2 separate regions of the Mus musculus genome follow, and region 2 is linked to region 1. A link is a contact called in ENCODE POLR2A ChIA-PET data. All regions are on one chromosome and are shown on one strand. The core of a region is the stretch at or near the end of the contact, and the rest is flanking DNA. Distances in the headings are between cores, read along the strand shown.

What was found. ChIA-PET counts read pairs that join two places held with the same protein, here RNA polymerase II (POLR2A).
Region 2: POLR2A ChIA-PET joins it to region 1 with 10 read pairs in embryonic stem cell. The contact joins the promoter of Prrc2a here to the promoter of Ehmt2 in region 1. POLR2A ChIA-PET finds 5 or more read pairs at or near these places in 2 of 5 experiments (Patski and embryonic stem cell).

The regions. Positions count from the first base shown.
Region 1 is chr17:34,896,092-34,900,807 of GRCm38, reverse strand. Ehmt2 (euchromatic histone lysine N-methyltransferase 2) reads right to left here and starts at 1,838. Exons shown (of 27, transcript NM_145830.3): 1 at 1,555-1,838; 2 at 1,242-1,448; 3 at 892-1,148. The coding sequence starts at 1,834. Zbtb12 (zinc finger and BTB domain containing 12) reads right to left here. Exons shown (of 2, transcript NM_198886.3): 2 at 3,964-4,716. The coding sequence ends at 4,188.
Region 2 is chr17:35,162,720-35,167,107 of GRCm38, reverse strand. Prrc2a (proline-rich coiled-coil 2A) reads left to right here and starts at 2,231. Exons shown (of 31, transcript NM_020027.3): 1 at 2,231-2,373; 2 at 4,062-4,236. The coding sequence starts at 4,125.

The DNA.
Region 1 (4,716 bases), core at 589-3,088:
AAGATTATAAATAAAAGGCATGTGTGTACACCTTCAGCCCCAGGATGTAGGAGACAGAAAAAGGTAGATCTCTGTGAGTTAAAGGCCAGCCTGGTCTACACAGCCAGCCAGCCAGGGCTACACAGTGAGACCCTGTTACACACACACACACACACAAAACAACAAAAAACAAAAACTACTCTCTCAAAACAAAATAAAGCTCAAAACAAACAACAAAATAAACGAAACAAGACCCAGAGGAAGGCTACACAAGCCATACTTAAGCTGAATCAAGAGCCCTTAAAACCTTGACATAATTTTGATTTCCAGGTTCTTGTCACACACACACACACACACACACACACACACGCCTCCGCCCACATTCTGTCATTATGTGGCCTTCCCAGGGAAGAGTTCCCAGTAAAAACTTTATCTGGTTTGAGACTGGTCTCAAAGTAGGGATTTGAAAAACAAACAAACAAACAAACAAACAAACGAACAAACCAACCTCCCTAAGCATTTGTTCAGAGGCAAAAAACAAAACAAAAAAAACACAAACTTGGGAAGGCTGATCCTGCCCAGTCATTTGTGTAATTAGGACAATAACTATATAATTAATTCTACATCTGTCAGTCTCCTCTGCTGACCACCCCTCCCCAAAGAACACAAACTCCAGGAAGCCGACAATTACTCTGCTCACAGAGGCCCAGCCCAACAGCTGACACTTGGTAGCCTATTGGTAAATTCGAAAAAAAAAATCTGAATACAAGAGGTCTAAGGCTAAATCCCGGAAGAAGGAAAAAAAAAAAAAAAAAAACCCAAAAGAACAAACCACCAACAAAAACAAAACAAAACAAAAAATCCGACCCAGAGACTCCCCAAGTCTCTCCACCCCAACTTCCACACTCTCACCTGTCCGTTGCTAGGTTTGGACATGGTTTTCCGGGCTCGGTGCACTTTGGGCTGCCCCTCCTGGGCGGCAGTTGTTGCCGGAGAGGGTTCAGGCCCAGCAGTTGCAGCTCCCTGGGCCCCGGGCATGCTCAACAGCCTCATGGCCAAACTCTGGACCGAGGGGGGCGACTTTCCTGCCCCTGTCATTGACATTTTGGCCCGACTGGGACAGGCACCCCCCTTGCTGGGGGAAGAGGGGAACGACTTTGTGGCATGGCCTAGAAAAGAGGCAGGCAGAAAGGGGGTGCAGGGTGAGCAGGCATGCAGAAAGCCCCTCTGCGCCCCGTCTCCCTCACTCCCCAGTCTCTCACCCAGCACGATGCGACCCCCATCTCCCTCCAGGCTCTCGGGTTCGTCCCCGATGAGTGATGCGGCCCCGACAGGGGTGTCAGCCCCCTCATCGCCGACGGTGACAGTGACAGAGGCCGGAGAGGAGGGGCCGGCAGGCTCCAAGGAGTCGGGGTTGGCCTTGGGAAGGGTCTCCTCACTCTGAGGGGTGTCCCCCAAAGAGCTATGAACTGTCGGGAGGGGAAAAGAAAAAGTTCAGGGCTGAAAGCTCCCGGGATCCCGTGTTGGGGGTGGGGAGGGTGGAGGTCCGGTCGGGCCTGCTCCTGCTGCACTCACCTCTCTCGGCGGCTCCTCGGGGCTCCTTCTCCAGCAGCAGCGCCCCCATCTCAGCGGGGGCCTCCCCCTGGGAGGGGAGACAAGGAACCGGGGGGCCGGTCAGCCCGGCAGGCAGCTGGGGGGCCCAAGACGCCTGGGCCCTGGGCAGCGAGAGCAGGCTTCGGGGCCTACCTCGCCCTCGGTGGGCGCCCCCCCGACCGCGGCCGCGGCCGCCCGTGGGGGCCGCACGCCCCCGCCCCCGGGCCCGCATCAGCCCCCTCCCTCTCGGCAGACCCCGCATCTCTGGGGCCGGGAGCAGAGGAGGGGGAGGGGGCGGGGCCTCCGCGCCCCGGCCCCGCCCCCTCCTCCCGGCTGCACGCGCCGCTCCCCCTTTGTCCCCCAGGCCGCGGGGACCCCGGCCACCAACCCCTGCAACGCCCGCTGCGCCCCAGCCCGGCGGACGGCCCCTCGCGCCCCTCGCGCGGGCTCCCGGGGTCGCGGTGCCCACCGCCCACGCAGGGGCAGCGGGCGGCGGCACGTGCGACTCGGCGCCCACTCCCCCCACCTCCCACCCCCTGGTCCCCTCATCCGCCCCCGGTGTTGGCCCCCTGGTTTGCTGTAAGTTCGGCTCGGGCCCCCCGGCCCCGTTGCACCCCCGGAGCATTGCACGAGCGCGCGCTTCCCCCGGGCGCGCGCGCGGGCATGCACCCGCCTCTCCCCCTCCCCTTCCGCACCTCGGCGGCCGCCGCCGCAGCAGCTCCCGCCGCCGCCGCCATCGCCGCTTGCGCGGGGGGCCGAGCCGGCGCGCGGCCGCCCCGGGTCACGTGGACAAGGAGGGAGGGCGAGAAGACGCCTTAAAGGAGCCGCTGCGGGCCTCTTGGCCATTTTTGCCCCCCAGAATGGCCCTGGAGGTCCAGAACTGGGGCCTGTAGGGGAGAGGGCGTTCGCTCCTAGCCTGGGCTCCGCCGGGAGCAAGGGTGAGGCTCGACTGGGCTGTGGCTTCCCTGTCCCCGCCCGGTTTTGGGAACACGTGTAGCCTGAGCCTTTGCAGCTGCCGCGTGTGCCTTTCCCGTTCTGAGCCGCCAGATAGAAGGCTGGGACTATATCAGTTTTGAACTTTAGTGCACAAGAAGGGGCGACAGAGACTCACGGAAGACACCTTTACTTCTGGGTCAGTGTGCTTTTGGAAATCTGGGGGAAGTGTCTTCGGTTGCACTAGATATGTCAACTGAATGCAGCGGAGACCTCAATCTATTGACAGTAACTATTTCTGCCCAAATACTTCTCCATGGAGGGGGGGGGTCATGGTCCAGCAGACAGCTTAAGTATGATGGTAGACACAGCAAGTATACAACCCTGAACACTATCGAGGGCACCATCCCCCTCCAGGCATTAAGTCCTAGCCAAAGCTTGAAAATGCCTGTATGGTTGCTCACACAATATTGGACAGACAGGTACTTATGTTACTGGGCCCAAGGCCAATTCGGCATCTTATGGGAACTGTAGTCCTCTTTGGATTAAAAACTTTTCAGAGCTTTCTGGGAATTGTAGTCTTCTAGGTAATCAACTATAAGTTTAGCTGGTATTTCAACTTTCCTTAAAACTTGAGCAAAAATATGCAACAGATGCCCTTTTGCCATCTCTGTGGGTTCACTGGTCACCTGTGGCCCATGGCTTGCACTGCCACCAAACCCCGCATGGTTTATGCCAGCACCAGGGTTGCCAATCACTGTGTGATAAGGTTTCTGCCTAAGTGTTTAGGGCGTGTTCCGAGTCTCTGCTTGAGGCTCCTTTTGGCATGGGACTACAATTGTTAGCGCTGGGAGAATCTATGGTGGGTAGTCACACACATGCAATTGCCAGAATATAAAGAAAAAATGTTTTTGTTTGTTTTTTTTGTTTATTTTTATGGAAAACAAAAACTAAAACCCCAAACTCCAGAAAAAATCCTAAAAAATAGTTTTCTTTAAAAATACTGTATGTCTCTACTCCTCTCCCTCCCCCCAACAGCCCTCCTTGTGTCCTTTTTTTCTAAGTGCCCTGCCCCCCCACCCCTCCGCTACTCACTGTTCTCGCTACTGTAGCCTAATGTCTCATTACCTACCCAGGTTGCCCACCGTGTTCTCTTACCTGGCACATATCATTTCATTTCCGGTGAGCCTTGTATCTACTTTCCCACTTCCCCAGCATGCAAAAATCTCCTCCCTTCCTTCTGGTACTTCATACATGTGTCGCCCTCCGCTCCCTTCTCCCTGTCATCTATTCTAACCAGGGGCAAGTAAGCTGCTTCCTGGCAATCCCCCTACAATTCCCACCCCCACCCCATCTCAAGAAACGCTAGAATCCCCCCCCCCCCCAGCCAGCTTTAGCCAGGAAAGAGCTGTTCTCCAAAACTTTCAACTTTGCCTTTTTTTTTTTTTCCCTCTCTTCCTCCACATCGTTTATGCACCTCTTCAAAAAAGAAATCTTTCTTTGGGATCCCACATTCCCTCAGCCTTATCAACCCTGTCTCCGGCTCCATCTTTTTCTTCTGCTCTTTGAGGCATGGTCTCTCTCTCTCTCCAGTCTTCCTCCCTCAAAATGTTTGCCTGCCCTCAAACCCCGCCCCTCCCCAATTCTGCCGGGCCCAGGACCGCCCCCAGCCTCTTGGCCTTTCAGCGGATGAGGACATTGATCTCAGCCACACCAGCTTCCAGCACGTTCTCAGCTGTGGTTTTGCCATGCTGCTCCTTGAGGTGCCGCCTAATGGCGGGCTTGTGGGCAAAGCGCACGTCACAGTAGGAGCACCGGTAGGGCCGGGCTCCTGAGTGCAGGTTGAGGTGATCGTGCAGTGTGGACTTCTGAGTAAAGCACTTGCCGCAGATGCCACATGAATGGGACTTGACACCACGGTGGACGTTCATGTGGCGGTTGAGGTTGCTGCTGTGGTTGAACTGCTTGCCGCAGCGTGGGCACATGAAGATGAAGTGTTGCGCACGCATGTGGAAGACCAGCTTCTCCACACCCTGGAACACTTCAGGGCATTTGGTGCATTTGATGTTCTTTAAGGGGTTTCCACTTGAGAAGCCCCCAGGCAGAGGTCCCCGGCTACCCCCTGCCCCCAGACTGCCCCCCGCCCCCCGGGCAGCCATGGCCACCGCTGCTGCTTCCACTAGGCCCGAGGTGGCCCCCACACTGGCCCGG
Region 2 (4,388 bases), core at 982-3,481, 270 kb before region 1:
TCCCATTACAGGTAGGTGTGAGCCACCATGTGGTTGTTGGGAATTGAACTCAGGACCTCTGGGAGAGCAGACAGTGCTCTTAACCTCTGAGCCCCCACATGCTAACTCTTAACTGTGTCCTGTTCACTTTTCATCTTCATTGCCCCTATTGGATAAGTGATTCTTTGATTTACCTACATCAGCTAGGCACAGACCTGCAAACGTTTGCCTCTACTCTCCAGTACCTGAGCTATATCTTGCAGCAATGGCGCCCTCTGGTGTAAAACTCTCATGTAACTCTTGTGTAGGTAGGGATAGGATAGGGATACTTCAACCCTTGGCAGCAACTGGAATTGCAGCTTCCAGGTGTGCCTAGCATCCTTCAGACCTTGACACCCATCAGCATTTCAGTTTCAATGTGTCTCAAAATGGACTAATATTGCTCTGTGTGTGTGTGTGGGGGGGTGGTACATATGGAGGCCAGAGAGCAACCTTGGCTGCCATTTCCCAGATCATGCCCACCTTGGTTTTGTGTGTGTGGTTTTGAGATGAGTTCTCTCTTCTCTCATGGCCTTGACCTACCTATGAGAGTGTGGCGGCAGGCCAGTGAGTCCTAGGGGATCCATCCGTCTCTCGCCTCTACAGCACTGGAACTACGGCGGACGCCAAGTGCTTCTTTCTCCCTCCCCCCCTACTCTCTCTCCCCATATATCTTTTAACCTGCTCCCACCAGGACAGTCAGGTTATTCCTCTGCCTCTACAATATCCCATGCATGTCTCTGGTACTTCAAACTGTTACTGATGACCACTGGAGAGATGGCTCAGCACTTGCTGTTCTTTCAGAGGACCTGGATTCGATCCCCAACACCTACATCTGGGAACTCACAATCACCAGTAATTCCAGTTCAAAGAGATCTGAACTCCTCTTGGTACAGGAACCAAGAACCCAGGTGGCACCAGGAACCCACTTGGTACATATGCATATATGTAGATATGCATACAAATAAAATAAAAACAAATAAATGTTTCTAGAGTTAGGAAAATGGCTCAGCGGATGAAATGCTTGCTAACAAGCATGAGGACCTAAGTTTGGACCTCCTGTACTCATGTCCAGGCTGGGCAGATCACTCCTGTCTGTAACTTCAGCACCGGGATGCAGAGATAGAAAGATCTCAAGCTCTTTGGCCAGTCCATATGGAATCTGAGCTCAGCCATCCAAGTATCAAGATTCACTGAAAGATGAAAAGAATGTCTCAAAAAATAAAGTGTTTGCGCGAGCCCTCTGGACGTCAACCTCTGGTTTGTAAAGGCCAGTGAGCACCCACCAATATACATAAAAATTCACAGGAAAATGTTGAGTAAGTGTAAGTGTGGTGAGAGGCAAAGATTTCTACAGTCAAGTACTAAGAAACAAAGAGGGGAAGTAGTACGACCTTTAAAGCTGAAACTCATTGTTGAAGGAACATTAATTATAAAAACAGTTTTTAAAACTATTGAGCATAAAAATTAAATGTCAAATATCCGCCGTAGTTAGTCGCTGCTAAAATTTGGAAGAGTAGGTCATTCCTTGCCTTTGTTCAAATTGTTTGCATATATTATGCAAATACCCAGAACCATTCGAAGAACGCCTACTCGAAGAAAGTCAATGATACACTCCTCTGGACCCTTTGATTGGCTTGCCTATCCACTTCATTTGCATGACGTGATTTGATAACTGGAAAGCCCCGCCTCCCTGACGCGTTTACCTCTCACGAATGGACACCAGACCTGAAATTCTTCCAGGGTCTATGTAACTCCGCCCTCGACTAACTAATCCCTTCCATTCGTCGCAGTTCTTTCCGTCTTCTCCGCTGAGAGTGACCGGGGCCTAGCATCCCTTCCCTGCGTGTCTCTCGGCTCCCAGCCGTCCGCGGACCAACTACGCATGCGCATCCTTTTTCTCCCACCATCCGTCGTGTAAATTCTGCGCCCCAACGGCCTCGCATTCCGCCCGGTCTACGCGTCTCAACTGCCGACGCCAAGACGTCTCCCTAGCCAACCGGCGTCCTAGCGTCTGTAAGTCCCTCCCCTTTATGCAAATATCCTCCACACACTGCCTTTATTTTTTTAAAGTAGGGACAGCCCTGAAGAGCGGAGGGGTCGGAGAGTAAGGGCTCCGCCCCCTATGCAAATAAGGGGGCGTGCCCAGCCGCGGAGGGAGGCGGGAGGTGGGGGGTGTTCCCGGGGGCGGCGGTTGCCCGGATGGGCCGTTAGTCGGAGCCCAGCCGCGGAGTGAGCGAGGGAGACGGGAGGAGCCGAGCGCGGCGCCATCCGCCGCCATCCGCCCCCGCCCCGCCGCCATCCGCCCCGGGAAGCCTTTGAGCCCGGGTCCCGGACCCCCACGCACCCGGCTAGGTGAGTCTGGGCGAGCTGGGCGCTGACGCCCTTTCCGGCGCGGGGCGGCGGCAGCGGCGGCGGCGGGCCGGGGGAGAAGCTGCCATCAGCCGCCGCCATCTTGTCCTCCTGCCGCCGGCCTGCCCCTCCCCCTCGGCCTGCGCCGGCCGCTCCCAGGCCGCTGTGGAGGGCTGGGGGCGGCCGCGGCCCAGCAGCCTGCTCCTCAGGGCACGACCGCGCTCCAGGCCGCGGTTCCTGCTCGCGTCGCGCCCTCGGCCCCTCGGCCGGCCCGGGGCCCCTCCGCCGCCTGTAGACCTACCCTTTGAGGGGCTCTTGGTGTTTCTGGAGCCCTTGCTGCCACCCGGCGCTATGGCTCCCGGTCTTTCTTGGTCTTTGCGTCGAGTCACTCTGGTTCTGGAGCCCCGCTTTCGGCCAGCATCTTCGCCTTTCTGCGTCCCCCAAGCCTCTGCGTTCCCTTTTCCCCCCATGGCCCTATCTCCTCCTCTTCCCTCTTTTCTTCTGAGCTCCCCTGACACTGCCCCTTGTCAGCCTTCCTCAGCCGTTCCTGCTTCCCTCCCTGCTTTCTGCTTGATTCTCTCTTTAGCAGTTGAAATCTGTCTGCTCTACGGTTTTTCTGCTTTCTCCCCCTTTCATGGTAGATTTCAGATTGCCTTCCTTAAGTGCCTAGAGAGCAACCCCTGTCTTCTTTTCTCTGGCTTGTGGTAAAGTTAGTTCTCTCCCCGATTTTGGCTTTCATCCTAGGCCTGCATGCTTTCTTGCTATCTTCCATCTCTTTTTCACACTGTTCCCACCCACAAATGAATGCCCGGTCACTCGAGGATGGATTCAGATGTAGAGTTTTTCCTGCCTGAGGAGTAAGGGCTGTTAGGGGAACAAATGACTGCTTATGAAGAGACTGGATGAGGATAAAAATGGTAGTTGGTTCTGGGTTTGGCCTCTGCTGCCTGGCCCATGGTTACAGGGTGTTGTCGAGGTAGCTCCGTCATGCTGTGGTTTTCCTCAGTTTTACATGGGGTCCACTAGTTTTTTGTTTTTTTGTTTTTTTCTGCCAGCAGAATTGTTTCCAAGAGCCTGTGTGGGGGCTATGTAAGGAATAGATGGAATATTTTGCATCCAGGGGTTCTGTGGAGCCCCTGTTGTTTAGTAAGGCTTAGTCTGGCACCAGCTCCTGGTCTGAGAGCAAGCTCATAAAAATCCTTAAGCTCCCAGCATACCTTCCTTCAAACCTCCCAGATGGGACTTAAGGCTGCTGGGAATGAAACCTGGGACACAGGGCCCTGGGGCGTGATTAGGGAGCTGGTGTCTAATAGGTTGACAATCTGAAGTTCTTGTACTTGCTCGATAGAGTTGTGTACCTCATTCTGGTTTTCTCTGGGGCTTTGACTTGGTTGTTCAATTTAATCGTATGTCTCTGAAATTATTTTGGAGGAGTGTAAGATTAGTTGCCATTTCTAAATGGCACAAAGGATAGATGGGTAAGATACTAGGTTGCTACTTGGTTTTCTTTGTTGGGATATGTCAGGGGGAAGGGGGCTGTGGAAGCCAAGTGGATGGTGGTTGCTTAAGAGACTGTAGTGTTTTACACAAGCCAGAGAACCAAGTATTTGGGCCCTAAAGAGAATGCAGAGAGCTTCTAAGCTTTTGTCTGAAAGGGGCAGAACCTGAACTGCCTACTGTCTGGCCCACAGGCACCGGCTCGTTTTGGGGGAGGTGCCTGCAGGACCCAACGTACTCAATGAGCTTCCAGCGCAATGTCCGATCGCTCGGGGCCGACTGCCAAGGGGAAGGATGGAAAGAAGTATTCCTCGCTCAACCTGTTTGATACGTATAAGGGCAAGTCCTTAGAGATCCAGAAACCCGCTGGTGAGGGTCCTGTCCTGTAAAGACGTTCCTGATATTTGCAGGCTGAGCATGTGTGGGATATAGGCTTTAGAGCTCTCCAACAAAGGCAACTAACAGACCAGATGAATACTGGAGACCTCTCAGTTTCATCTTCAGTGCTGAAGGGGGTGCTG